Linked DNA regions of Homo sapiens: region 1 is linked to region 2. Evidence: chromatin loops called from intact Hi-C (ENCODE). Cell type or tissue: OCI-LY7. All regions are shown on one strand. Each heading gives the region's core, and the rest is flanking DNA. Links, peaks and the distances in the headings are about the cores only. Region 1 has its middle 8.0 kb from the start of MIR320D2. Region 2 has its middle 100 kb from the start of MIR320D2.

Evidence for each region. Peaks named below come from ENCODE experiments on the same cell type or tissue, not always from the same donor. Only the 100,000 strongest peaks of a DNase experiment are listed, where the experiment ranks them.
Region 1: it touches region 2 in a loop (4-fold over the local background); 2 of 110 quality-filtered maps call a loop at or near these places.

Annotation. Positions count from the first base shown.
Region 1 is chrX:140,910,456-140,926,102 of GRCh38, forward strand. No RefSeq gene overlaps it. Among named protein-coding and RNA genes, the nearest start is that of MIR320D2, 8.0 kb to the right of the region's middle. In OCI-LY7, for the core only: CTCF peaks have their summits at 8,106 (motif pointing right) and 8,310; a DNase peak (open chromatin) is centred at 8,146.
Region 2 is chrX:140,814,826-140,830,472 of GRCh38, forward strand. No RefSeq gene overlaps it. Among named protein-coding and RNA genes, the nearest start is that of MIR320D2, 100 kb to the right of the region's middle. In OCI-LY7, for the core only: no CTCF peak of the experiment used is centred there; DNase peaks (open chromatin) are centred at 6,696, 7,586 and 8,266; H3K4me3 peaks cover 4,787 bases; H3K27ac peaks cover 3,571 bases.

The DNA of each region.
Region 1 (15,647 bases), core at 6,197-11,196, 98 kb after region 2:
GGTTCATTTATAGTTAGAGTGTGTTAAATGAGCAGGTGAGTGCTGTGAGATGAGACTGGAGAGACAAGCAGGGGCTAGCTGTGCAAGATCTTGTAAGGTTATGATCATGATATTCTTCCAAAGTCAGTTACCAGCTGTCTGACCTTGGAAAAGTCAGTTAATCTTCCTAAGCTTCTGCTTCTTGATTTACAATATGGGGGCAATAAGGCCTCTCCAAGGTAAGAAGTCAATTAGATAATGTATGTAAAAAGACCTAACCCAATGCCTGGCACAGAATAAGCACTCAAGACATGAATACAGTTATTCTCTTTCCAGTTAAATCTATCCTGCCTTTAAGATGCAGTTCAGTACTCATATCCTCCATGTAGATTTTCTTAACAAGTCTGGTATGCCTCAAACTTTTTCTTTTCTGAAATCCAATTATGTCAAGAGTCTTTTTGAGGTTTCACCCTTATTGTTTCAAACTATGTTAACTCCTCCAGCTTATTTCTAAGATATTAAAGGCCAGAACTCGAGGCTATCAATTTTCTGCAGCCTCCATTCCACCATAGTAATTTGGTAAATTGGCTGATAACTCATGCTGCTCATTGCTTCTTTCATAGTATTTCTTTCACAGTCTCACTCAGCCTCTCTAGCCACTTTTGCAAGAGGCTCACTTGGGGTTAGAGGCACAGTTAGAGACTTGAAATGTGAGCAAAAGTCTATTGGCCCATTTGGGGATAGAAGCCAGTACCTTCACCTTGAGCACAGGGTGACATTTAAATGACCTTTTAGGATATGACACAAGCATTTTGGAATGTTTGTCACAGTTTTATAGCGTACACCACAAGACATCATTCAGGCTTATTTTCCATCTTTTGTTCCTTTTTTCTTTCCCCCAGAAGATCTGATAAACTATGCCTCCGGTTTCATCTCTTTTCTCTGTGCCATATTTAACGGAGTTGTTTTGTATTCATATCAAGGCGTGGGAGTGGGGTCCAATGAATTACATTTGGTATTCTAAACATTTAATTTGTTAACTTGTAAGCAAACTTTCAAGAAGTTAAGCTTTCTGTCTCTCAGTTGGGGAGGAGAAAGAATTTCCCTTTTAACTTACTTGTCACTTGAACATCTTCAGGCTATTTGTGAATGCCAAGACCAACCTGTGGGAAATCCTGAAGTTTTGCTGGCTCTCTTTCTCTCAGCAGGGATAGGAAATATATTTCTATATGCCTGACACTTCCTTCAGCTACTAAGAGAGTTGTTTTTGTGTGTGTTATCCAGCATATTTTCAAACTTGAATGGCATACCAAGAAGCCTCGAAATAATAATTTACCTCTTTTCCTTTGTGCATATAGCAAATATTTCTTACTAAGTTGAACACGGAATGTGTAAACTGGAAAATTACACGATAGCAAAATTTAAGTTGAAGAATTAGATGCACTTAAATTACTTAAAGGAATGACCTGGCTAGCAGTTGTTATTAAAGTTGCAGTTCTATTCAACATGGAATATGCTTAATAAAGTCAATATCTCTTTTTAGAAGCATTTTAATTTGCTTTTTTTTTTCTACCTTGAGTAGCTCTGAATCCTCACAGGAAGAAACATTAGGTACTATACATTGCCTCATAAGTCAAGTAGTTACTGTTTGTTGCATTGGTTGAAAATAATGCGGGATTTTCAAGCCAGAATTTAATCAATGTTACCAGGTAATTGTTCTTGTGAGAAAAGGATAAAAAGGATTTTGACTATTTGGGATAAGTTCAAAAAATAATTAAATGGGAAAGAATGACTAGTTACAAGAGTATATAACAATGGTGTCTCAAGCCAGTGTCTATATTTTAGGCAGAATATTAACATGGAATGGCCTCCACCTTGAGCAACTGGGGACCTTCTCAGTGAGAAGAGAGACGGATTGATCAAGAACCATATAGAGGCCTAATAGCCATTGTTCTGGACAGGGAATCTGGGCACCTGAATTTGACTCCCAGTTTCACTCACTTACTGCCTTGCCTAATCATAGACAGGTCACTTATGCTCTTGGAATCTCTATTTCCCCTGGAAATGATTAATACATTGAGTATCATGGGAAATAATAGATATGTGAAAACACCTAGCTCAAATAAAAGCAGGAATCTGAAGGCACTTTGGAAGTCACAAGGTTGTATTACTATCATTACCATCTTTCATGCAGCTGTTTATTACCTACAAAGCACTTTGAGATAATTATCTCCTTTCATATCTAAAACTTCAGCTTATTGTCACATTTTCACATTTTTTCCCTCATGGCTATCCTGAAGGAAGGTATAAGCAAAGAATAATTTGGCTGTTATCTCAAACCTCTTGAGTTTCCTGTTTGTTTTCCTTTGACAGAGAGATAAAGTTTGTTTGTGGTTATTGCAGACATGCCAATTTGATCACTAACTTAGTTGGTCATTAATTTCCATTGTCTGCCAACCACAACTTTTATTAAAACTCACTGCTTTATGCTTTATCTATCTTTAGGGACATTCTGATATTTCTTTCTTAGTGCTGAGAGAGAAGCACTTGACCTTTTAATATGTCCAATATCATACTTGCTACTCTCTGGGAATTTCATAAATGTATGCAACATCATCTCTATTTTTATTAGTAAGAGTCTTCTGTGTGTCGCTGTCTTCTCTGAGGTCATGAATAATCTACATTATATATCCTCTTCCTACAATGACCCTGTTACGCTGCCACGGCCAGGATATACTTTATGCCTTATCTGGCCTTTCTAAATCCTCAAAGGTTTGCTCACATTTATATTACCAAAATTATTCTCACACTAAAATGCTAACACCATGTCCATATCTAATCCGTGACTAAATTGTACTGTTATTGCGAATGTGCCTGGCATCTGCAATCGCTGATACAGTTTAAAAAAATATGACTATCACTTTGCTCCCAATAACAATTTTAGATCTTCTGCAAGGCACATAGCTTTTCTCTATCTGCATGCTAATTATTCAATAAATCAATTTTTTGCCTCCTAAAGTAGTTTGCTTAACAGGAGCAACGTATCATATTTCCATATAAAGTGCTTATAAAAATAAGATGGAATGGAGTGTTTCCAGAGGAGAATGATTATGAGGTTGAGCTTTTCATAGCTACATTATTAATTTATAAAATTATTTCAATATATTTCAAATTGTTAACATTGCACTGAAAGTGTTGTCAGCTACTGGCTGGAACTTGACATAAAATGTCTCATTCATAAAGCAATTTCGTCTCACAAGCTTTTGTTAAAATGGTCATTTATTAAACTCAGAAAAGGGAGATATCTTTTCAGTGTATTCTTTCTTCTTATGTATTTCTTTTGACTGTGTGTCCGTAGATTCAGAAATGTTTTCTCGATGACATGGCATTCTATATTTATTTGCAACAGAGTAAATAATCACCATTTTTGAAGAAAAATAAACTAGCTTGTCTGATTTGGATCTTAAATACAAAGCTCATCAGAAAATGAATTGTTTTCTTTTGCAAGAGCAACAACCAGTCAATCACTTACCGGACCTTTACTGAGCACTCCAGTATTAAAGAGAATATGCTAGGTGCTGGGCTCTATGGGAGACGCAACAAAGTGTGAGATATGGCATATCATAGGCACAAATCTATCTCTATGGGTCTCAGAAATGATTCATAACAAGGATTTATTTTATCATACTTCAATATTCCTTAAGTACCATATCTAAATCATTTTATTTCTGACACCCCATTCCCTTCTGTACATGTGCTTATCTAATATTTGTGCTTCAAGTGCTTTATGTTGAAACAGCTGTTACACAATTTTGCAAAAAGCAAACTGGCTTTAATAAAATCAATTGTTTCTGTGTGATAGAATGAACTTTAAAACTGGGGTAAACACTCAGTCCAACAATGATTTGTAAAGTAGTAGTGTTTTGCATCCAAGTCAATAATTTAGCTCATCCTTAGCTCTAGAAAGGACTGAGGGTCACCTGAGGGTTTGGCAAATCTTTGGTGGTAAGAGTTGGAATGAGAGTCTCAAGGTGAGGGACAATATAGTACATAAAAGCCAAGAGGTAGACATGCTGCTGGGAGAGAAAGAGGCTCATTATGTATAGTAGGAGGAAGATAAATTTTTAGTCAGATGATTGGGGACCTAGTCAGCTGGATTCATTTACTAACACTCTTAAAATTGGAAATTTGTACTTTGAAAATCTTATTTTTCTCTCTATTTGTGTTTTATGTCAATTTAATTTTTATATCCTCATAGCATGCATTAAAACTCTTGAATAAATGCTACCCTGCTCAGCTCTACAAAATGGATTCTTGTCAAAACCCACAGTGGAGTTTTAGTGAGTGAGCCTGGAATGATAGTGACAGTAAGAACCAGAGGGACTGACCCTTGTTAGGAAAATAAAACATGAAGGAACAAAGAAGTTAGTTAGAAGCTGACAGTAGATTCATCCCTTTCATCCTGGAGACTGGGGCACCTTGCTTTGAAATTCAGGGGCATGTGTGTGCTTTGTTTCAAAATGAAGGCCATCTCTTACTTGTGGTAAGGTGTTCTTGGGCTCGGAGCCCAACTTATCTCATTTACTAGGCTCTAGCCTGCACAGGAAAGCTGAGGTTAGATACCAATTACACTTTGGGGACAAAGTGGAGCAAAGATCTGCATATGGTTCATACATTCATTTTTCGTGTAACAACCAAGAAATGTGCCCTTGACTGAGAACAGCACTACTAATAGCCTGCTAGGGAGTTCCAGAATCACTTACCATACACTTAATTTAACAGATATTTATCAAATGTCAGTTCTATGTCAGAACCTTTGCGGGGAACTACAGACCAGGATGAAACAACATCCTTTCAAGGTTGTCAGCGCAAACCTCTATTAAAATACATGTATTATTTGGGATGAAGAATATGTTTCCTATTAACTTACAGCATCTTAACATAAATGAGGTGATTAGTGCCTGGATAAAGCTGTGCCTCAATCAAATAATATATAAAATAAGGAAAAGCTTGTTTGATTAGCTGTGTGTGTGTGTGTGGTGGAGTGGTAGGGTAGGTGGCAGAGAGAATGATATAATCCTGAAGCAGGACCAGCTACATAATTTTTGACGCTTGGTGCAAAATGAAAATTCAGGGTCCCTTGTTCAAGAATCAGAAAAAAGTGATGTTAAAGGTACGAAACTATGAAACTTCTCCCTTTAGAAATATTTTATTACTTATGAAACTTAATAGGGGTAATAGTGACACATGAGTAATGGCATAATCTTTAGAAATGCAAAGAATAATATTTGTTTCATAATTTTATAAATCAGTGCCATAATTTTATATATACAGTGAATAATGACATTTCATTAATGTGACATCTTGATTGAGCACAAGATTCTTCTGGCTCACTTTTCTGCAAATTAATTTATAATATCACCAAAACGTATACTTACAGCAACCTTGTTTTTAGTCAATATAATTGAAAGTACCATCAGTTACTGGTGACAAATGTAAGATTGCAAATCCCCTTTGATATGTTTTAATATTGAGAAGGATTTTTCTGCTCATGCAACTGTAACTGATGCTGTCAAGAGTATTTCTAGAGAAGGACAACATTGGGGTAAGGTTTTAACAAATTATTTTAAAATATAAATTTTATTACATCTAGAGCTGATGATTCTCATGAAACAATTTTTCTAAAAAGATATAACTCTTCATACAAGTCAGTTTCATGTAAGTCAGAATTTAACTTTAAATGTAAATGTAAACAATGGTATTTTAATGTTTATTTGACATTTCCTGCAACTCGTGGAGGTTATATAATTAACCAAAAGTGACTTCATCATTTATAAACCATTCAAAATGCTTGTTTATGCATTCCACCACTCTATCTTCAATTACAAGGAAATGTTAATTTTCAAATTGTCTTCATCTTTAATATTTGGTTCATCCGAAGCTTTATATGAAAATATTTATTTTCTGTTGAATAGGATAATCTTTAAAATTAATTCTTTTCTAAGCCTGTGGATATTTCCTTTGCAAGGCTGCAACAGGTTTCAAACCCAGAAATTCTAAACTCTTTGAAAACTCCAAATAACTCTCTGATATGTTTATTGCAATGTACAATGCATTTTATACTTGTTTTATAGTAATTTGCTGACAAACTTTATTGCCTAAAAACAGGCAGTTACCTGTCCCAAAATTCAAGTCAGAGAGTAGCTATTCGTGTAGATGGCAGAGGGATGGGCTTTGGGGATGGACAGGTAAGTGAATGTCCACCTTGGTCCCAGTGCTGGCCCCATATGGAGCACCCCCTCTTTTTTGGGGCTGCAGCCACTGCCATGACAACTGTAGCTTCTGCTGTTTCCACCACTATTGACTCCACCAGTCTTGACCTAGATCCTGGCCACAGCTATTCTTTCAAGAACCTGCAGTACCCTGGACTACCCTGGGTGTGCATAGTGCATTGCATGAACTGCTATGTGCATACTACCACCTGGCATATGTTGTGTGTTAACACAAATGTTCTGTTGTCCCATTAGATTTCACTTACAAACCACAAAATCAAAGATAAAATTATTCACAATTTCAAGACAATGACAGCAGGGCTTTAAACCAAGCACAGGGCCCTTCTGAGAGTGAGGCCTTGAGGAAATAGGAAGAAAACTACCTCTCATTCTGATTACTTTGTAACAGAGAACAAACCCCACAATAATACTTCTTCGAAATATCCTGCCACAAGTAGATGAACAAGATTGCTTCCACCCACAAAAACCTCCTTAATGTTTTGCATTGAATACTAGTTTTCCTCCTCAGTCATATTATTTTTGCTTGAGTTTTTTGCTTCTTTTCCTCCTGCTGATGGAGCTCATTCCAGTTAGTCCTTTGCTATTTTTTTCTAAAAATTTAGTTACAGTGACACTGAGAATATTTGCAGAATGTTGCAGAATGTTCACGTAAGCATGTGTATATGTGTTTTCGGATGTGTAAAGGAGGAAGGAGAGAGAGAGAGAGAGAGAATGAATTTTATCTCTACAGAGGCAGGGAGACCTGACTCACCTCTTACTAGATGAGTAACCCTAACTAAACCACTGAAACGCTATGACATTTCTTCATCTGTAAAATGGGAATAATAATGGTACCCATTTCACAAAACTCTTTTCAGAAATTAATCAGCAAATGCCTCTTGAGAAACTTCTTGGTATCAGGTACTGTTCTGGGTGCTAAAAATACAGTAGTTTCTTCACAGAGCTACATTCCTGTAATGAGACATACAAAATGCACAATATGCAAAAAAAAAAAAAAAGATTTAGTGTATCAGATGGGGATCAGTGTTATGAAAAAAACCAGGAAGAGTTAGCAAGGACTGGGGTAGGGAGGAGAAGTCATTTTAAATAGGGTGGTCATGGATGCCTTCTCTGGTCAGGTGGTATTTGAGCAGAGGCCTGAATGGGGTGAGGGGAAAAGCCAGACAGATTCTTGGAGAACAGCATTCCAGTGAGAGAGTACAGAGCGTGCAAAGGCCAGGAAGAGGGAAGGAATTGCACAGAGAGCAGGATGGTGGGTCATGGAGGCCTTATAGGCTACTGTCAAGACACTGCCTTTTACTCTGAGTGAAACTGGGAACCATGACAGAGTTTTGAGCCAGATAGTGACATGATATGTTCTGAGTTTTCAAAGGATCTCTCTGGCTGCTGTGTTGAGAATAAACTGGAGCTGGGAAAGGGGGAAGGAAGGAGACTAGAGAGGAAGTGATTGTCATTATTTGGGTGAGAGATGATGAGGAATAGCATTGAAGGTGGTGAAAAGTGGGCGTATTCTGGGTACATTATGATAGGAGAGCCGACAGGATTTTCTGACAGACTAGATGTGGGGTATGGAAGAGTGGAATTGAGGAAACTTCACTGTGTGGTTTTTTTTTTTTGCCTGAGCAATAGGAAGCTTCAGTGAGACAATAAATACAAAGTGCTCAGTATTGCCTCCCTCATAGTTGGTGCCCAATCAACTGGTAACATATCTAGCCGATCCCCAGAACCCGTCAACCTACATGAGGTGATAGACCAGTAAGACATTTCCTGGTCCCGACAAGCTGAAAAAAAAAAAAAAGTCAAGAACCAGCAGGTGGCGCCCAACTAAAGTTAAAAAAAAAAACGGCACGCACCAGTAGGTGGCACCGAAGGCAACCTCTATTTGCCCTTGCTGATCATTAGCATAAGACACTCCCACCAGCGCCATAACAGTTTAGAAATGCCATGGCAACGACCCGAAAGTAACCTTCTGTTTCCATGGCAATGACCTGTAAGAAAGTTCTAAATAACCCATCCCTTCATTTTGCATTAACCCACCCCTTAATTTGCATATAATTAAAAGTGGGTATAAGTGGATATAACTGAAGTTGACAACATCCCATATCCTGCCCACTCTGGGCACACTGCATATGAATTAGCCCTGCTCTGCAAGGAGCAATACAGTTCAATAAAATTTACTGTTTAACACCACTGACTCGCCCAAGAATTCTTTCCTGGCCAAAACCAAGAACGCTAGCCAGCTAAGCCCCAATTTTGGGGCTCACCTGTCCCGCACCATATGCATATAAAATGGGTCACCTTCGCTGTAATAACCTACTTAACCCTAGCTCTTTGCTCCACCAACTTAGCTCACCAGTAAGTCTGCTTCCATTTGAATTGACATTCAAGGAAAGAGATCCAGGTTGTCAGGAACCCTGGGTCGTAGTCCCATATCACTACTGGCCTGTTGTGTGATCCCAGCAAGCCCCTCAACTGCTCAGCAACCAAGGGATGTTTATCAACATGATAAAATCTAACAACATTTGCACTACTTAGCTCAGAGGATGGTGAGAGCAAAGTGAAGCCAAGCTGCCAATCATGATTGGTTTGAAAATGTGTTGATTATAAAAGTGTTATAGAAATGCCAGGTTTATTAAGTGAGCATATTCATTATAATGAGTATCCTGTGGAGATTTTAATTTCAGACAGTAAAGACTAGGGCTGTAACTCTTTTGGTTTCTTTGGAATAACAGACCTGAAGATACTGCGAAGCAAATATTTTAGTACTGTTCATCTACTACCTTCCATTTAAAAGTCTCACATTTTCTTTGGAGCCATTGTTAATTCACCTCCCAGCTATTCTCCTTTTAGGCTCGGTAATCGTAGCCCAAGTACCCTTTTCTTTATAGAATCTTCTCAACTCATTTTGTTGCTGTAATGCTGGATGGGAAATAGCTTTTATTCCTTTGTCCAATTTCTGTCAACTTTTAGTGGTCGCCTGGAGCACTGACTTAAGAAGGTTTCTGAGGCCTTGTCCAGGCTCCATGGTGAAGAATGTCCTGATTCAGGTGTTTTGGAGGAAGAAGTGACTGCATGGTCTGGATTTGACATCCCTGATGTAAGGCTTATCTTGGTTTTGCTTCTAACCTTAGAGCTCTGGCAGCATGCTAATCCAAGCTGACTGCTACGGATCTTCCTGTTCTTTTTTTATGCAACAGAAATTTTTGCTAGCAAACCTCTTGTGCATTGCCTCCTTCACCTCTTTAAATTTTAACTGCTCTCTGGCATCACTCCACAGATATAATCACTTTTAACAATTTCTTTCATCTTCCTCTGGAAACTCTTTGTGCATATGTAAGCTGATATTGATATTCTTTGTCTTTCCCCTTCTTCTTAAACAATAATGGGATCATATTGTAAGCATTTTTCACCACTTACTTTTTCACCTAATAATATAACTTGGAGCTTATTCCATATCAACACCCAACTGATGGACATTTAGATGTTTTGAGGTAGGTATCTCTGTAATAGTCTCTACTTCACACATGGGGAAACTGAGGTGCACAGCATTTACATATCTTGCCCAAGGTCATCCAGCTAATTAGTTGTGAAGCCAAGATTCAAAAGTAGGTCTCTCTATTCTAGAACTCACTCTGTTAACCATCAGGTTTTACTGGCATTGCTGATTGACCCTGGAAGTGGCTGTATTACTGAGTTTCTACTTGCAGAAATGATGACATACTAATGTGTGTGTCCATTCAAAGCACTTCCCACAGTTCCACAGCAGTTCAAAGCTTCAAAGTACATCCACACACAGGATCTCATTTAATTTTAACAAACATTTGTTGAGTTTCTACTCTATGCCAGGCACCACTTTAGGCCTGAACATAAAACAATGAATACAACAAAGTTCTTGGACGCAAGGCACTTATAATGAGGTGAGAGAAACAGACTTGTAAATAGACAATTATAACATCAAACAATAAAGAATATTCTAGTTCTTTAGACCTCTCCTACTATGTGCTAGTGGTTGGTCAGTTCATTTAAAAAATGGATTACGGCCAGGAGCGGTAGGTCACGCCTGTAATCCCAGCACTTTGGGAGGCCGAGGCGGGTGAATCACAAGGTTAGGAGTTCCAGACCAGCCTGACCAACATGGTGAAACCCCGTCTCTACTGAAAATACAAAATTAGCCAGGCATGGTGGCACATGCCTGTAATCCCAGCTACTCAGGAGGCTGAGGCAGGAGAATCACTTGAACCTGGGAGGTGGAGGTTGCAGTGAGCCGAGATTGTGCCACTGCACTCCAGCCTGGGAGACAGAGCGAGACTCCGTCTCAAAAAAGAAAAAAACAAAAAATTGATTACATTGGGGAATTACAAAAAATCAGGTACACATTTAAGTGGTTCAATCTTCATTTAAACATTTTAAATATTTAAATATACATACTTCCTCATCTTTTGATATTTTTGAGGTCTATTGAGTATACTTTCCTACTTCTTTCTTGCATAACCTCACCCATAAAGTTTTACTTCTGATTTTGTGTCAGTTTATTTTAGCTGGAACAAGAACTTAAATTAAAGTACTTGCAAAGGAATCAGGTCACAGAATCAAACATTTTAATGATTTTTCACAAACAATCGTTGCCCCACTCATACTTAATTTGACAGCAGTTGTTTTAGTGAGTTCCCTTCCAAAGCAATTATCTCAGCTGTCATAGTACAGCAACTTTTTTCTTTTTCCACTCATCTTTTTTTTCTAGTGGGTATTTACATAATATTTGACTAAATTATGTAATTATAATACAACAGGCATACGCAGCTTCGGGAACAAACTGAACTGATTTTCCAAAAGCAAATAACTCACTTCAGGGGAGCAAAAGTGGGCACTCAGTCTACTATGGGGCAGTATTGCCTAGTGACCGGCTGGAGTTCAAATTTCTGCCTAGCCACCTGCAGGCTGTGTGACTGTGAATAATTTAATCTCTCTGTGCTTCAGTGTTTTCATCAGTAAAATGAAAATTATAATAGTGTTACTGTGTGAAGTATATGAGTTCGTACTTGTAGAGTGCTTGGAAGAGTACCTTACACAAACTTCTGCTGTTATTGCTATTTTCAGATGGTAACCTATTTGTTGTAAATTTCCTGAAGGTACTTGTCAGTACGTTCGATAGAAGATTTGAAGCACTTCACTTGGTCTAGCAGTTCACTTAAATAGAGACTGATTAAATTGGGAGTATCAACAAGAAGCTTTTCCCCTATGTTTTCATCTAGTATTAACGTTTCAGGTCTTGCATTTAATTCTTTTATCCATTTTGAGTTGATTTTTATGTGTGGTGTAAGATATGGGTCCAAATTCATTATTTTCTATGTGGATATCCAGTTTTCCCAACCCCAGTTGTTGAAGAGAATGTCCATTCCCATTGTGTGTTCTTGGCAGCCTTGTAGAAAATCAGTTGAGCATATTGTACATGCATGGATTATTTCTGTGCTCTCTATACTGTTCCAGTGGTCTATATGTCTGTCTTTATGCTAGCATGATATTGTTTTAATTACTGTAAATATTTATAAGATATTTTGAAATCAGAAGGTGTGACGTTTCCAGTTTTGTTCTTGCCAATTAAACCTCAGTCAAACTTGAGGAAAAAAATAGGATCAACAAGATAAGAATGAGTTCTGCCACTGTGAGTTGAAATGAATTCTAAACTCTGATTATGCATTAAAATTACCTGGGAGAAGCCGGGTGCGGTGGCTCACACCTGTAATCCCAGCACTTTGGGAGGCCGAGGTGGGCAGATCACGAGGTCAGGAGATCGAGACCATCCTGGCTAACACGGTGAAACCCTGCCTCTACTAAAAATACAAAAAAATTAGCCGGGCGTGGTGGTGGGTGCCTGTAGCCCAGCTACTCGGGAGGCTGAGGCAGGAGAATGGTGTGAACCCAGGAGGCGGAGCTTGCAGTGAGCCAAGATCACGCCACTGCACTCCAGCCTGGGCGACAGAGCGAGACTCAGTCTCAAAAAATAAATAAATAAATAAATAAATAAATAAATAAATAACCTGCGGGGCTTTGAACACATTTTTTTTTTCAAGTGAGAGCAAGTTTATTAAGAAAGTAAAGGAATAAAAGAATGGCTACTCCATAGACAGAGCAGCCCCAAGAGCTTCTGGTTGTCTATTTTATGGTTATTTCTTGTTTATATGCCGAACTAGGGGTGGATTATTCATGAGTTTTCTGGGAGAGGGGTGGGTAATTCGGGGAACTTAGGGTTCCTCCCTTTTTTAGACCATATAGGGTAACTTCCTGACATTGCCATGGCATTTGTAAATTGTCATGGTGCTGGTAGGAGTGTCTTTTAGCATTCTAATGCATTATAATTAGCATATAACGAGCAGTGAGGACGACCAGAGGTCACTCTCGTTGCCATCTTGGTTTTGGTGGCTTTTGGCTGGCTCCTTTCTGCAGCCTATTTTATCAGCAAGACGTTTATGACCTGTATCTTGTGCCGACCTCCTATCTCATCCTGTGACTTAGAATGCCTAACATCCTGGGAATGCAGCCCAGTAGGTCTCAGCCTCACTTTACCCAGTCCCTATTCAAGATGGAGTCACTCTGGTTCAAACACCTCTGACATTTCCCCCCTCCCTTATACAAGGGAACGCTTAATCCTAAGGTTTGTAGAGGGAGGAAGGTCCATCTTCTGTAACTTCTTCAGGCTGAATAAAGACAATGATATTCCTACCTAACTATTAGGGTCTCTTGTATTCAGGGTAGAGAGGAGCTCAGTCAGAAACTGTCAGTATGGTGAAGGCCATTTGTAACTCCAACAAAAGGTAATATCTGGAAGATTAGTAAGTGTTCAGTTTAAGAAAACGTTGAGTAAGCTTATCCATCATTCCTACACAAAGAGTACAACAGCAAATATATTCCACAACAGTAAAGTAAAAAAAAGTAAATCCATCCCAAGTAAACTCAATAAGAAGGCTTTCCATGAACTGGGCAGCTGTTGGAACCAAGCTGATATGGAATTGCTATACATGCTATACATTCCAATACATGCCCAGAATTAGAATACTGATCCAGATTATTACATTAACCATCCCTCTTGTTTCTTCTGATCAGCAGCCAGAGATCACTGGTTGGTTCACAGGAATAAGCAGAGTTAGTCTAACTTGCAGAAAAAAACTCAAAAACAACTGATGAGACTATAATTGAGTAACAGGTATATCATAGTTTTTGAAACATATTTTTCTCTCTCCAGTATCCCATTTTTATGAAAGACAAATCATAGTAAGACTGATTTGCTTTATTATACTTGGCCTGATTATTTGTGTAAAGTGCAGCAAGAATAATTGTTTTTATATAGGCCTTTAAAATTGGCTTTGATGGAACTTTGTTCCATAAAAGGAATCTCAGATAAGAGTTTTTTTAAAGCTGAGCACAGTCATGGGTTTGTACCCTCAAATACCTATGAGTTGAGTAAATTCCTCTCCTCTTGAGATCCCAAGATAACAAGGGGCTCCTAGGCCTGTTAGAAAGTGACATTCTTTACTTACCACAGGTCAGGAACCCTGTACAGGGACTGTGCAGACAAGATAGGAGGCCAGTTTTCCCAAGGGGCTTTTATTGGCTCTATGCCCCACCCAAGCTGGCAATTCAGGATCTCTGGGAGTGGCCCTGGCTTCCTAGGTGATTCCAATGTGCAGCTCTAGAAGTCACTGCCTCACAGGAAGGTGTGATGGTCTTAGCACTTAATATGGTTCAGCTGTGTCCCTGTATGAATCCGTTCTCACGCTGCTAATAAAGATATACCTGAAACTGGGTAATTGATAAAAGAAAGAGGTTTAATGGACTCACATGGCTGGGGAGGACTCACAATCATGGTGGAAGATGAAGGAAGAGCAAAGGGACTTCCTACATGGCAGCAGGAAAGAGAGCATGTGCAGGGGAACTCCCCTTTATAAAACCATCAGATTTCATAAGACATTCACCATCACAAGAACAGCATGGGAAAGTCTTGCCCCCATGATTCAATTACCTCCCACTGGGTTCATCCCATGATACATGGGAATTATGGGAGCTATAATTCAAGATGGGATTTGGGTAGGGCACAGCCAAACCCTATCAGTCCCCACTCAAATCTCACGTTAAATTGTAATCCCTATGTAATCCCCATGTCAAGGAAGAGACCAGGTGGAAGTAACTGAACCATGGGGGTGGTTTCCACAATACTGTTTGTGATAGTGAGTGAGTTCTCATTAGATCTGATGGTTTTATAAGAGTTTGGCATGTCCTCCTTTGTTCATTCTCCTTCCTGCCACCTTGTGAAGAAGGTGCCTTGCTTCCCCTTCACCTTCTGTCATGATTGTAAGTTTCCTGAGGCATCCCCAACCATGCTGAACTGTGAGTCAATTAAACCTCTTTCCTTTATAGTCTCAGGCAGTTCTTTATAGCAGTGTGAAAATGGACTAATACAGCACTGAAGGATGAGTGGGATTTTATTAGGCAGATGTGTTGGTAATAACTCTTTGATCTAGGTGGTACAGATTCTTTTATCTTCATGTTTTTTGATTAAGAATCTAGGTTTCCAGACACTTAGCTCACACAGTAGCAGAGCAGGCTTTCTAAAATCAGGTCCAATGGTCTTTCCAGGACTCCAGGCTGTCAAAGCCAGGAAGGATTGAAGCAATTAATAAAAATTCATATAAATCTGCTCTGTCTTTTCAAAGTAGAAGTAGTCACAAAATGTTTTGTGTGAATTTTGAAATGAAATAAAACATCAACCTTTTTATGTAGATAAGATTTACATTCATATTTTCCTCCATAATGAGAAATGTTTTATGTTATCTGGATTGCAATTATAAGCTATATAAAAAGAGGGTTTTTTCTTTCAGTAAGTGTCTTATAGCATAAATATGATAAGAATTTGACAGATTTGCTGTTTTTTTCAAATTTATGCTAGCAATTCTCAGTAAAAAACATTTCTATCTTTCCACTGTTATTTTACCTAATGCATAAGGAATATAGTAAATAATATCATATGTGAAATCCAGCTAGAGCAGTAGCATACAAATTGAATAACTTGATGGTCTACTGAAACAGCCTCTTGCCACCCCCATATTACACACACACACACACACACACACACACACATACACACTATCTAAACATAAAAAACTCTAGCTAACTGAACTGGAGCAATAAAAATTAAGTAAAATAGAGATTACCTCAGAAGTGCATCCAAATCATACTGCAAGAATACTAAATGTGATTATTTTAGATGTTTTTTCTTCTTTAGATGTTTATAGACAGGAAATAGTGCATTTTTCTCCAACAACCCACAATATCAAGGCTTACTTGAGTGCATTAAAATAAGTAATTTTTTGTGGCAATATA
Region 2 (15,647 bases), core at 4,036-9,035:
AATCTGGGGAGTGCTCCTCCTGTGGGGCTGCAATCACCCTGAATTGTTCCAGGAAGGCTGTCTATAGGTGCATCTATGCTGTGTTCCCATGGGAGAAGCTGCAGCTGTGTCTGCAGTGGTGTGCAAGCGGGGAACAAGGACCCCTTCTCCAACACCCTTCATGATCATAGAGGCTGCCTACCTATTGGGTAGAGGTGCAGACTTTCCCTACTGTGCCCAGCGCTGCAATTGTGTCTCTGCTGTAAGAAAATTTCCACCAATGAAAAAATCTGGGACACAAGGCCTGCCATTCAGATTCTTTTGTCCCATGGGGCATTCCCCTAATGTGGTGCTCTCCCTCTTCCCGTAGGAATGGGACTTCCTGAGAGCCAGAATACAGTGATTGTTATTGCTCTTCTAGGTCTAGCCACCCAATGGGGCTACTTGACTCTGGGTTGGTGCTGGGAAATATCTGCAACAGATCCACTGATGTGACCTGTTCAGTTCTCCCAGCCGTGGATACCAGCGCCTGCTCTGATGGAGGAGGCAGGGGAGCAGTGTAGACTCTGTGAGATTTCTTAGTTGTAGATAGGCTTAGTGTGCTGGCTTTCTCAAATGCTGGTTATAATAGTAGTGAACTTGTCATGTGGACAGACTGAGGACCTCTAGTTACTCACACTGTTGCGGGCAGTGGTGATAGCTGAGGTCATGCAACCATTTTCTTCTTGAGTGCAGTGTTATTCTACCTAGAGGTGCTGTAATGGCCTGTGTTGGTTGGTCTCCAGCCAGGAGGTGGCACTTGCAAAAGAGCATCAGCTACAGTAGTAACAGTGGGATTTGAGTTGCGCTAAGTTTCCCAGAGGAAATATTCTGTTTTCTCAGGTGATGAGTGGGGCTATAAAGCTCCTAAAAGTTTATTTCTTTTGTGTTAAGCTACCGGGGTGGGTGGAGGGATATCATCAGATAGGGGCAGGGTTAGGTGGGTCTGAGCTCTCATTCTCTTTGAGTGGGGCAGGCCACAGCCCCTGTGAAGGATGGGGGTGGTTCCCAGGCCACTAGGGTAATGTTCTGGAGGAAGGTATAAGTGCCTCTGCTGCACAGAAGAGTTTGCAAAGGGAGTCTGGAGTAGCAGGCTGCAACAGTAAGCCTTACCCAGCTCCCACGCAGTTGGGGAGGCCAGTCTCACTCCTGTAGTGCTCTTCTAACAGCACCTGGTTTAGATCCAGGCATTCTGCGCACAGATCTCAGACATGCCCCAGGCCAAGAGACAGCAACCACGGCTTGCAAACCATGCTCCTCCCTGTCTGCCCGCAGGGCAGGGTGCCAAACTTCTGTGCTGAAGTTTGAATGCTTCTATACTTCTGAGTCTGAAGCATACTTCCTGCTTGATCCCCGGGGTCTGATCAAGGGAATTGGTCCCCACTTGAGATTATATCACAAAATTCGTTTGGGAGCTTCTTTCACTCTGCAACCCCTTCCTGAGCTTGTTGGCTGTCTTCGCTGAGGGCCCCTGTGAGATATAGTCGGGAAACCTTCCTTATTATATATAGTCAGGAATAGGTTCTCTATTCCCTAGGGATAGGAATGCCTGCAAGGCACTTTCTGCTGCTGCTTCTACTTTTATGTTTTACACCGCTCCCTAAATCCATCCCAGCTCTGTGTAGGGTTAAGGCCTTCTCCCATGGTCTGAATTTTCAGATTCCCCAGTGGGGATGTATGCTCAGAGGCAGACTCTCCCCTTCTCACACTCTGGGAATTTACAGGTGTTTTGCCTGTCTCACTGAGTATGTTGCAGCCTGCCACTTCTTTCAAAGGATCTGTAGATTCTTTCAGTTTTCCTGTTAAGTTCCTGTGTTGGTTCTCGGGGGAAAAAATAGTGTGAATTTCTATCCACTATTCTGTCTTTCCAGGTGGGAGAGCCACACTAAAACTGCCTCCAACCTGCCATCTTTTTTTTTTTTTTTTTTTTTTTTTGAGATGGAGTCTCGCTCTGTCGCCCAGGCTGGAGTGCAGTGGCGCAATCTCGGCTCGCCGCAAGCTCCACCTCCCAGGTTCACGCCATTCTCCTGCCTCAGCCTCCCGAGTAGCTGGGACTACAGGGGCCCGCCACCACGCCCGGCTAATTTTTTGTATTTTTAGTAGAGACGGGGTTTCACCGTGTTAGCCAGGATGGTCTCGATCTCCTGACCTCGTGATCCGCCTGCCTCGGCCTTCCAAAGTGCTGGGATTACAGGGGTGAGCCACCGCGCCCGGCCACCAATCTGCCATCTTAAAAAAAAAAAAAAACTAATTATGGATTTTTTTTGTATCATCCAACAAAATGTTTAACTTTTATTTTAATTGCAGGGGTGCAGGTGCAGGTTTGTCATATAGGTAAATTGTGTGTTACAGGGCTTTTGTGTAAAACTTATTTTGTAGCCCAGATAATAAACATAGTGATTGGCTCTGATGACTGGAGGAACACCAGGGTCCTTGGTCTCATGCTGATAGGATTAACAACACGGACACGCGTGGAGTGGTTTTAAGGAGCAACAAGTTTAATAGGCAAGAAGGATGGAAGAAAGAAGAGAACAGCTCCCTGTACAGAGACAAGGGAGGGGGGCTTGGAACAAAAAGAAACCCCATGTGCGGCAGAAAGGCAGTCCATTATATCTGGAGGCTGGAGGAGGTGGTGTCTTGTTTGCATAGGGCCCAAGGGATTGGTTTGACCAGGTGTGTCATTCACGTAGCCCGTGAAAAACCCGGCCCACCCAACTTAGTCCTTTAATATGCAAATGTGGGTGGCCATGATGCTTTGAACACATGGTGTTATCTGGAGGTGGCCATCACACTTGGCACAGGTGGTGACAAGAAAAAGGCAGGAATCACCATATTGGGTGAACCCAGTTTCTAATGGCAGGCATTTGCATATCAAAGCTTGCCGGCCTGGCCCTTCAAGCCACCTATTCTGTTAGAAAAGAGATGGTTCGGGGGTTGTTTCTTATTACAGGAAAATTTCCACTGAGAACCTATCCTACCTAAAATAATTTCTCAATAACTCCTGTATTACTCCCCCCTCAAAGAGAAGTAAACCTAACTGCTGTTAGGAGGTGTTGGGTGATGATTCTTTCTGGCTACTTCCTGCCTAAAAGGAGCCCGTGTGTGGCTCTGCTCGCAGCGCCATTTGGAGTTTTATTGCTTCCAGGTGAAAAGAGATAAATTTTTACAAGAAGTTTTAAAATATAGGGTTAGAATATGAGTATTAACGTTACCACCATTAGTGGGGGTCCTATAGAACCTAACTGACAGAGTTTGACACTTGTTAGATACACCAATGGATTGCAATACCGATTTGCCTCCACTAGATGTCAATGTACATTACCAGAAATGTTAATATAAAAGCTACTTTTTCCTAGAGAAAAGCATACATTTCCCCCTTGATTTGCCATTAGAGAATAACTTTAGTCTTAGGCCATCTTTTTAACTTGCAATATGATAGGGAGAAATACGTTATTGGCTGGCTAAAATAATTTTAGCGTTAATTTTGACAGTTCCTTTCCTTTAATTATTAGAGTTTTTCATGACTTTCACAGACCCTCTCACAACATCCTTAAACTTTCTCACTTGTCCTAAACGTCTTTCCCTTAAACAACCAGTCATTTCCTTTTAGGACAAGTATTTACCATACAAAATCCTTTCTTATATAAAATTTCTTTCTTTATAACCTTCTTTTCATAGCTTAGAGTGCCTTATATTACCAACCTTTAGTAAAAAGTCCTATTAAACGTAATGATAGTAAAACTTTTATGCTTGCAATTATACAGCAATTATAATTTTACAAACAGAATTCCACATTGTGGGTGCTGCCACAGTGCATAGTTCTATTGCAAATAGTAGCATGACCTATAACAATTTTCACAAGAGTGGCATGGTAAATAATTGTCATTTAAAACTTTACTTGCCCAGATATAACATTTCCCTTTGGAGATTTACAAAGTTACAAATGCGATTCTAGGAATAATTAAATCTCCCTGCAAATATGCATTAAGAAGAAGTTCTAATATTTGGTGGCAAATTTTGAGAGGAAAGGACAGAAATGACAAAAAGTATCTATTGAGGTAAAGGTGGGACTCAGTAAGATGAGTAGCCCTCACTCAGTTTCTTATCTTTTATGATTTTTAGGTTAAGATCTTCTATTTCTCCACACTGATATTCAGGACGTTCCTCTGGGCTGTCAAGGGTTGCTCCCTCAGCTCTTCAGGCTTTGAATTGAGTGTGATGTATCCAGGAGTTGATTCCTGTAACGTTTACTGCCAAGAAGGTTGAAAGAAGAACAGTGGAGGTCCCTTCCCAGGTTGGCTTATGGAAGGAGAGAGATGAGAATTTTCACTAATACCAAATTTCCTGGGTTAAAGAAAGGTGGTTTTATTTCCTGGGGTTGGTCTTCTGCTAGTTGTGTTCATTCTTGTTGGAAGTGAGCTAGAGAGGTTACATGCTTAACCAATGTGGAGGTTTTCTGCCTGAAAACAATCTCTGAGCACATTGATAAGTTTTATCCTTTCTCCAGTGAAAAGCTTGGGGAAGGATTTTAAGGACCTTCATTGGCTGGAGGCTGGCAAATAGAGTTTGCCATCCTGAGGGCTAAAAAGTATGCCCTTGAGAAGTGGCCTATTCTATTTCTGCAGGGGAATACTGAGGTTTAATTTCTTTTATGGAGACCTCCTAGATTAGAAGGGCTTGAAGTGTGTTAGTGCCTTGAGGCTTCCTTGCCTTTGACTTAGATGCCTGATCAGCTCATCTATTTTCCTTGGCTACCTCATCTGTTCCCTTTCAATGTTCCCTGCAATACATCCCTGCTATTTCTCATGGAAGAAAAACTGAGGATAATAACCTGCTAGTTTCCTGGTAATATTTTATAGGAGATCCATTAGTGGTAAGAAAACTCCTTTCCTTTTCAATGGCAGCATGAGCATGGAAAATCAGGAAGGCATACTTGGAGTCAGTATAAATGTTAGTTACCTTTCCCTTGCTTAATTTAAGTGCTTTTGTAAGAGCTATTAGCTCAGCTAATAGAGCGCTTATGTTTGGGGACAGTGACTACTGCTTATCCTGCCTTACGTACTTCTTGCTTTACCAGCTGTTTGCTAGCTAAAAGCTCCCCCCAGAGAACTGTGATCCTGCCACATTATATGGGGTGTAAACAGTTCAATTATGTCCTGGGGTTAACTTGGAGGCTTTTCTGACTAATAAAGCTATCACGACAATGGCTTGGAAGCATGTATAAATAGGTCCTTCTAACTACAACCAAGGTGGAGAGAAATATTGGATTAGGGTTTTTCCTGAGATGCCAATTACGGTCAGGCTATAGGAAGAGGAGAGACCTGAATTAGAGAGAAAAAAAAGAGAGAGACTGGCTCTAGTGTTTAGAAAGAGGTCCGCTTTCCTTTCTTCAATTTCCAGAATCACCTGGGACTCCTGTGCTATGATGGCAGTTTGAGTTGCTGGAGCCGAGTTTTGAGCCACGGGATACATCGGTCCTGCTGTACCATCTGTGAGATTGGTCCTGAACCCAGTGACCTCCGCCTCTGGGGGCAGTTCTGTCTCCAGTGGTTTTCGCCACAGGCTGGACGGGGTCAAGGTGGCTTCATCTTGCTGCCTGGGAATTCCTTTTTAAAATGCCCTGGTCAGCCACACGAATAGCAACTAGCGGATGCACCTTGGGGATCCTGGACTTTGCAAGCCTGCAAAGCTTCTGCTAGAGCCTTTGTCCTTCTCATGAGCTTTCTCTTTCTTTTGGGCCTCCTCCCGGTCCCTATTATAAGAGACCGAAGTGGCCACCTTCAGGAGGTTCTCTAAAGTGCTGTTCGGTCCTACAGCTTGCTTCTGTAGTTTTCTTCTAATATTGGGAGTTGCCTGTGTAATAAACTTGTCCTTCAGGATAAGCTGTCCCTTAACTGGATCAGGGGATAAAGAGGTGTGTTCTATTAGTGCCTCTCTCAGCCTTTCCATAAAGGCTACAGGATTCGCACTTGGCTTTTGATCTATTATAGACAGTTTAGAGTAATTGAGAGGTTTGACCCTGGTTTTCCGTAGGGCTTCTAAACTGCATATTAAAAACACTTCCTTTTCCATTCATTCTCTGAGCTATTTCCCCAGTACTATAGCATTTCCTGATCTTGCCTAACGGGATTACTTCCCTAGGCTGTAAAAATTCCCACACACTCAACACACAGGGAGTAAGAGACTGCAGATAGAGAAAGAAGGAAAGAAAGAAAGTTTTGCGACAGGATAGCTGGAAGACAGCCTTGAGATTAAAACAGATTTGAGGTTGAGATTCGCTCCATACTCACCACTCTGAAGAATGAATTCCAGGCCCATGCACCAAAATAATGACTCTGATGACTGAAGGAACAGCAGGGTCCTTGGCCTCGCGCAGATAGGAGTAACAACATGGACACACGTGGAGTGGTTTTAAGGAGCGAAAAGTTTAATAGGCAAGAAAGAAGGAAGAAAGAAGAGAACAGCTCTCCCACACAGAGACAAGAGCGGGGGACTTGGAACAAAGAGAAACCCCGTGTGTGGCAGAAAGGCAGTCCATTATATCAGGAGGCTGGGGGAGGGGGTGTCTTGTTTGCATAGGGCCCAGAGGATTGGTTTGACCAGGTGTGTCATTCACATAGCTTGCCAAAAACCTGGCCCTCCCAACTTAGTCCTTTAATATGCAAATGTGGGTCATCAGGATGTTTTGAACACATGGTGTTATCTGGAGGTGGCCATCACACTTGGCACAGGTGGTGACAAGAAGAGGGCAGGAATCACCATATTGGGTGAACCCAGTTTCGAATGGCCTGCATTTGCATATCAAAGCTTGACAGCCCAGCCCTTCAAGCCACCTTTTCTGTTAGAAAAGAAATGGTTCGGGGGTTGTTTCTTATTACAGGAAAATTTCCACTGAGAACATTTACCCTTACTATCTGCCTAAAATCATTTCTTATTAACTCTTGTATTAATCTTACCCAATAGGTAGTTTTTTGATCCTCACCCTCCTCCCACCCTCCATCCTCAAGTAGGCCCTGGGGTCTATTGTTTCCTTCTTTGTGTCCTTGTGTATTCAATGTTTAGCCCCCACTTACAAGTGAGAACAAGCTTAGTATTTGGTTTTCTGTTCCTGCATTAGTTCCCATAGGATAATGGCCTCCAGCTTCATCCATGTTGCTGCAAAGGACATGATTGCATTCTTTATTATGGCTGAATAGTATTCCATGTTGTATATGTACTTCGTTTTCTTTATCCAGCTCATGATTAATGGACATCTAGATTGATTCCATGTCATTCCCTGAGCTGTTGTGAGTAGTGTTGCAATAAACATGTATGCATGCATCTTTATGGTAGATGGATTTATAATCCTTTAGGTATATACTCAATATTGGGATTGCTGGGTCAAACTGTAGTTCTGTTTTAAGTTATTTGAGAAATTTCTGAACTGTTTTTCACAGTGACTGAACTAAGTTTTATTCTCACCAGCAGTGTATAAGCATTTCCTTTTCTTCACAACCTCACCAACATCTGTTATTTTTTGACTTTTTAATAACAGTAATTCTGACAGGTGTCAGATGGTATCTCATTGTGGTTTTGATTTGCATTTCTCTGTTTAGTGATGTTGAGCATTTTTTCATATAATTGTTGGTCACGTGTATGTTGTCTTTTGAAAAGTGTCTGTTCATGTCTTTGCCTACTTTTTAATAAGGTTGTTTCTCCCTTGATAATGTTTTTAAGTGTCCTTGATAGTGTTCATTTGAGATTCTTCTAACTTTTTGATGTGAGTGTTTAGCAGTATAAACTTTCCTCTTACCACCGCTCTAGCTGTGTCCCAGAGATTGTGGTATGTTGTATTTTTGCTCTCATTTGTTTCAAAGAATTGCTTGATTTCTGCCTTAATTTTATTGTTTACTCAAAAGTCATTGAGAGAAAAGGTTGCTTAATTTCCATGTAATTGTATGGTTTTGAGAAACATTCTTAGTATTCATTTCTATTTTTATTGCACTGTGGTCTGAGAGTATGTTTGATATGATTTTGGTTTTGAAAACATTTCCTGAAAATTGTTTTATGGCTGATTGTGTGGTCAATTTTAGAGTGTGTGCCACGTGGAAATGAGAAGAATGTATATTCTGTTGTTTTTGAGTGGAGAGTTCTGTAGATGTCTCTTAGGTATATTTGGTCAAGTGTGGAGTTCAAGTCCCGAATATCTTTGTCAGTTTTCTGCCTCAATGATCTCTCTAATACTCTGTGTGGTGTTTCAGTTCTCCACCATTATTCTGTGGTTATCTAAGTATCTTTGTAGGTCTCTAGGAACTTCTTTTATGAATATCGGTGCTCTTGTGTTGGCTGCATATATATTTAGCATGGTGAAGTCTTCTTGTTGAATTGAATCTTTTAACAAAATGTAATGCCCTTCTTTGTCTTTTTGGATTTTTGTTGCTTTAAACTCTGTTTCATCTGAAAGTAGAATAGCAATTCCTCCTTTTTTGTGTTTTCCATTTGCTTGGTAGATTTGGCATGCTCTAACTCTGGGAGGCTGGTTCTAGACCCCCAACTTGGATTCCTTGCCTCTTGAGGTTCGAAACCTGTTTTTGTTGGAGAGGCCAAAGTGATCTGCTCTGTAGACCACAACACTTTGATGGGGATGTGCTGGCCAAAGTGTTTCACACAGGCAGTGCCAGCCAGATCTGTGCTCACTTACATGTGCCAGCAGATGCAGTGGCACAGAGGGGTGCCCGCATGGGGGTGGGGTATGGGCAGCATGGCAGACATGGCATGGCAGGGACAGGGCACCAGTATGGGTGTGGTCCTGGCACCTGTGCATGCATTAGCACTGCAGCAGTGGAAGTGGTGCAGTGGGCTGCCTGTGCCTCAGTGGGACTGGGGAGCTGGTAGTGTTGGTGAGAGTGGCAGGGTGTGCACATGCCAACACGGTGGGAGGCTGGATTGGGGGAGGAGTGGAAAGGGCCATCCACTTTTTCCCCTTTCAGTCCAGGATCTGTGCCCTCCCTTCATCCACTCTCAGTGCCTTCCCTCTGAAGATCTGCTCAGAGTGTGCCAGTCTTCCCAATGTTCCTGTCTCTCAGTGGGATTTGTTCCTTCCGGCTGCATCTAGTTGGCTATCTTGGCTCCCTCTCTTCTTCAAAATTTTCAAAGAGCATGTATTTTCTGAGCAGAATATAATAAACATTTTAATGAAAGTAAATTTCACGTAACGAACAAGAATATACGACTTATATATTGTGTTTATACTGTATAATTTATGAGTTTATCATTATTATATTGGTACCTGAAAATGTTTTTCACTATAAAGGATAACTGATGCATTTCTAGAATCATTTATCATCATAATGTTGGTGCTGGAAATCATTGGTTTCCTTTCCCTTTACTAAGGAATGGTTGACCTATTTCTGAAATAGTTAGGGAAGACAACTATGGCTTTGCTAAAAGTGATTAGGTTTTAAATGAGGAAAATATTTAGACTGTACTCACACTGTGGCCCGGGAGCAAAGTGGTTTCTCTCCCCTCTGAACTCTTGGAAGGCTTATTGTGCATATTACTCATTGAGCACATGTCCTTTACTCCAGTACTTACAATAAGGTGGTTTCACGGTTCCATTTCTTAAAAATCATCATATTGTGTATAACGGCTAGTGCAAAATAGTCACTTAAATTAATATGTGATGTCTAATGAAAAAAGTCGGGTAGCCTGTTTTATGCTGTTACTGGACTGGTTATTTGACACAGTGAACTTGCTCTTTCACCATCATCGAGGCTTAGATAATAATGAATAATATTAGGAAATCAAGACACAGAAAGGTTATTTGTACCTTGGGCAAAATCACATAGCTCAAAATTGAGAGGGTTATCTCTTACTCCATTTTGTGCTGCTATAATAGAATACGTGAGACTGGGTTATTCGTTTATCTTATTTTATTTTTAAAACTTTTAATGTTAGGTCTAGGGGTATATGTGGAGGTTTGTTATTTGGTAAATTAATGTCGCAGGGATTTATTGTACAGATTATTTCATCACTCAGGCACTAAGCCTAGTATGCAATAGTTATTTTTTTCTGCTCATCTCCATCCTCTCACCCTCCACCCTCATAGGCCCCAGTGTCTCTTGTTCCCATCTTTGTGGCCATATGGTCTTACCATTTAGCTTCCACTTATAAGTGAGAATATACAGTATTTGGTTTTCTGTTCCTGCATTAGTTTACTGAGGATTATGGCCTCCAGCTCCATCCATGTTCCTGCAAAGGACATGATCTTGTTTTTTCATGGCTGCACAGTATTGCGTGGAGTATATGTACCACATTTTCTTCATCCAGTCTACTGTTGATGGGCATTTAGGTGGATTCCATGTCTTTGCTATTGTGAAAAGCACTGTGATGAACATACAAGTGAAGTGCATATGTCTTTTTGGTAGACTGATTTATTTTCCTCCGGGTATGTGCCCAGTAATGGGATTGCTGGGTCAAACTGTAGTTCTGTTTTCAGCTCTTTGAGGAATTGCCACACTGCTTTCTACAATGGTTTAAATAATTTACTCTGTCATCAACAGCGTATAAGTGTCCCCTTTCCTCTGCAACCTCATCAGCATCTGTTATTTTTTGACTTTTTAATAATAGCCATTCTGACTGGTGTGAGATGGCGTCTCATTATGGTTTTGATTTGCATTAATGCTTGTTGGCTGTATGTATGTCTTCTTTCGAAAAGTGAGACTGGGTAATTTATAATGAACAGAAATCTATTAGCTCAAAGTTCTAGAGAACTGGAAGTTCAAGGTCAAGGTACAGCATCTGGCAAGGACCTTCTTTCTGGGTCATTACATGGTGGAAGGTGGAAAGACAAGTGCATAAAAGAGGAAGCCAAACTTGCCCATTTATAATAACATTAATATCACCCATAAGGGCACAGTCCCTATGGCCTAATGACCTTTCCAATGTCCCAACTCTTAACACTGTTACAATGTCAGTTAACGTTCAACTTGAGTTTTGGAGGCAATGAACATTCAAACCACAGCTGTTGGGATGTAAACTCGGATTATCTGGCTGTAGAACTTGGGGTCTTTACCACTCATCTCTAGGTTAAGCTGCCTGACATATTAAGCTGGAAAAACAGAAAACATTAGCCCAAATGTATTCAGACAGTGTATTACTTACATAGACAGCAAAAGCATGATCAGTATATTGTCAGCTCCCCATATTGCTTGTCCCACAGGAGGACACCAAAACAAAAGTGGCCAGATCACAGGTAATATGAGTGGTGGGGTACTCTGTTGATGAGTAGCCAATTGCACATAATAGCTAAGCGGTGTTATAGCTTACTACTCTCCTTTAAGGGAGCGGACACAGAGCAGTCCTCTATGCTCTGTCTAGATAAAATCTGTTGAGTGGGCCAATGAGGCACCTCATTTGAGCAAGTGAGAGGAAACAGATGTTGTAGATAAGGAACTTGTTCTGTTTACTGAGCACCATGCTATATATATATATATATATATATATATATATATATATATATATACACACACAGAGAGAGAGAGAGAGAGAGAGAGAGAGAGAGGGAGAGAGAGAGATGGAATTTCACTCTTGTTGCCCAGGCTGGAGTGCAATGGCGCAATCTTGGCTCACTGCAACCTCTGCCTCCCCGGTTCAAACGATTCTCTTGCCTCAGCCTCTCAAGTAGCTGGGATTATAGGCATGCGCCACCATGCCCAGCTAATTTTGTGTTTTTAGTAGAGACGGGGCTCCTCCATCTTGGTCAGGCTGGTCTTGAACTCCCGACCTCAGGTGATCTGCCTGCCTTGGCTTCCCAAAGTGCTGGGATTACAGGCGTGAGCCACCGAGCCCGGCCCATGTAATATTTTTAGTAAGGATTACAGTAGATGTTGAATCCAAATCGGAGAAAAGGTTTGATTGGCTATTATTATACAATTATATTATCTGCCTTTGAAAGTTTAGAAAGATATATTGTGGCAGTCAGCTTCTATGAAGTCATCAAAAAGACTAATGCTCCTGTCATTGCTGTGCAATTCTATTTTCAAGACAATTTTTTTTCAGTTAGCCTACTTGCTTAGTTTGCCTAAAATAAACTTGTACAATTGTCTTCACAAAACCATAGAAATGACTCTATAGCTATTATAATATCTTAGTATGTAATAGTTTAATATAAATTTGAGAAGGAAAATATGAAAAATCATGTTTATAAATAGTGGAAGATGGCTGTAATGTGGAAGTTCTCCCAGATTACATTTCTTTTTCTTACAAATATGAATACATCACGGATGAAGAGCTAACATGAGTTAATATCCATACATTTTAATAACAAAAATGGGAATTTTTTGCAATAATGCCTTGTCTAGATTACTGTTTATTTCAGAGAAAACCTTGGCATTAACCAAATTGATGTAGACCCCATATAGGCAATACATTTGCTGAACCTTACACACAAACAAACACAAAACACAAACCCAAATTAAGATGACTACTGGACAGGGATTCAGATGACTTCTGATTCCAAGACTAACTCACTGATCTGAACCACCATTTCCTTGTCTTTCAACTGTGGGGCTTTGACTGAAAAATCTCTAAGGGATCTTCCAGTTCTGACATACTTAATCTAAGATTTTATTAATGTACCATAATGCATTAACATTTTTTTGCTGGTAGTTCTTTACAAAAGTAATATATTCAATACATAGTGTTCTATTGCTATCTCAATGAACCATAATTGTTTATTACTCTAGTAAGTATCAAATATTGAGGTTAACTAAACCCACAGGAGAAAATGTATTATTTATGCAATTCACACCTCTGGACAAATCTCAATCACTGCTTCCTGGAAGGCAGTAATGGTTGTAATAAACCGATAGGACTGTAGTCCAAACATAACAATGGCCTGTTACGGAATTGTAAAAATACTTGAATTGATGAGTTCGCTATTTGATGTTTCATACTTGCAAATGTTAACTCACATTTTGAAAAACTCACTAGGTTTTTATCTGTGATAAATACACAAATTAAAGGCATATTTGCAAAGTGGTAGCTTTTATTTTTAAGAGGGTCTCACCCAAAGCTCTGCCTTGCTTTTCAGTAAATGAGTCTTGCAAGGCCTACTGGGGTATTAGAAATCCAGCAAATGAATTCACAACCTTGGCTTCCAGAAATGTCCTTGAAAAACTGGAGGTCATGCTCTTTGCTTATTTTTATTTTTCTTTAGCTGACAAAGCAATTAAGAAGGAATTTCTGGTTTTATACTTCATTGCCTCTGAGCTGGCTTTCATATTTAGTTGTTGTGCTGGATACATTCTTAATAATTTAATATTTGAAGCTAAAAAGATGCAGACATTCTGATACGGAAAATCAAAATTGCAATTAAACTACTGTTGAGTCACTCATTAGGAAGATATCTTTTGAAGTATTAGAGTAAAGAATAAAATTGCCTTAGGGTTATTCTTTCAACAGGTTTGGTTTATTTGACTACAAAGGCATTGTTTTTGAATGTGTAATACAAGGCAATATTAATCTTGTGACTTAATTTAGTCACAAAGAAAGAAAGCCATATTGGTAAAAGGCCTGTGTAACAAGCAATATCAATGACATTGAGAATCATAGTCTCACACATAACGTGATTCTAGTGCACTAAGCACACAATTTACTTTAATTGTTAGTGTAAATACAATCTCCATTAGCATGAATTTTTTCCAAGATCATATATAATAAATTCCTGATAAAATATATTTTAATCTCAGCCTTAGCAAGGCAGAGAAGTGGCTGGTAGAGAAAGCCGTGACTTGGCTTCTATTCTTACCTCTGCTACAATTTAATAGTTATTACTTTGGGCTAGTTCTTTCCTTGCCATAGTTCTCAGTTTCCTCATTTGTAACATGACTAGATGTCTTTAAACGGAGTCTCAAAATATGGTCGCACGTCCACTGCTGGGCAATAAGTATTCATCTGATGGGTTATAAATGAATTTTAAACTATAATTCAAGGAATGGATCTTTCCTTGGTTATTGAAGGCAAATGGTGCAGAATTCCATAGACTATAATTTTATTTATGATTAGAAGAACTTACTTTTTAAACACTCATATAGAGTACTATATGCATGGCACTGCTCTAAGCAATTTACAAATATGAATTAAACATATTTAACCCTCATAACAACCCTGTGGGTAGAAGATATGTTTATTGTCCCCATTTTATGGATGGAAAACAGAGGTACAGAGAAGTTAGGTAATCTGCTTCAAGAACACACAGCTAGTAAATGGCAGAGTTGGGATTCAAACCTCAGCAGGCTGGCTCCAGAGTCCTTGCTCTTAACCACTATCTAATACTACTAACTTTCTAAGAGAGCAATTAAAAATTTCTCAAACTTGAGGCCGGGTGTGGTGGCTCACACCTGTAATCCCAGCACTTTGGGAGGCCAAGGCGGGCGGATCACGAGGTCAGGAGATCGAGACCATCCTGGCTGACACAGTGAAACCCCGTCTCTACTAAAAAAAACACAAAAAATTAGCTGGGTGTGGTGGTGGGTGCCTGTAGTCCCAGCTACTCAGGAGGCTGAGGCAGGAGAATGGCACGTGAACCCGGGAGGCAGAGCTTGCAGTGAGCCAAGATCGCGCCACTGCACTCCAGCCTGGGTGACAAAGTAAGACTCCGTCTCAAAAAAAAAAAAAAAAAAAAATATATATATATATATATATATATATATATATATATATATATATATTTCTCAAACTTGATATTCATAAGCTAAGATAAATAAGTTGCTTAAGTCTACTGAACACTGAAATTCAGGATTGTGAGGCTCTCACTTCCGCATGCTCACACACAGCTGGCTGCTGGAGTTCTCAAATGTCTTCCTATAAACAGCAGTTCATTTTCAATGTTGTCCTGTGTAGGTTGTGGTTTACCACGGCTATTTTCGTGCATTTTAACTTTAACTTACTTATGGTGTGTTTTGATGAATATTTTCATCGACAATGTGCTTTCATTCATTATTAGCTTTCATATCATCCCTATTTAGACTTACCAACAGTAAGAAAGAGGCCCATTGCTGAGCCATATAGCTCTTGATGACCTCTCTTAGCTATCAAAGATTGTAAAAGCTTTGAGATTACATACTTCTTGTAAAGGCTCAGTTTAGGCCTGGTGCGGTAGCTCACGCCTGTAATCCCAGCACTTTGGGAGGCCGAGGCAGGCAGATTACGAGGTCAGGAGTTCGAGACCAGCCTGGCCAGCATGGTGAAACCCCATTTCTACTAAAAATACAAAAAATTAGCCGGGCATGGTGGTGTGCGCTTGTAGTCCTAGCTACTTGGGAGGCAGAGGCAGGAAAATTGCTTGAACCTGGCAGGCAGAGGTTGCAGTGAGCCGAGATCGTGCCATTGCACTGCAGCCTGGGCAACAGAGCCAGACTCTGTGTCAAAAAAACAAAACAAAAGGCTCAGTTTTGTGTTCTCATTCTCTTTATGTCCTCTACTGGCAGGGCAGAGAGGATGGGGGAGTTGTGTATTCTTCCAGGTTCAACTTATTCCTCCAGTTACTCGTAGGCAATTTTAGGAAGATCCAGCACAGTGGAAAGTGTGCTGCAAATGTAAATTGTTATATGGTGCCATATTTTTACTTCTCGAAACCAACACAACCT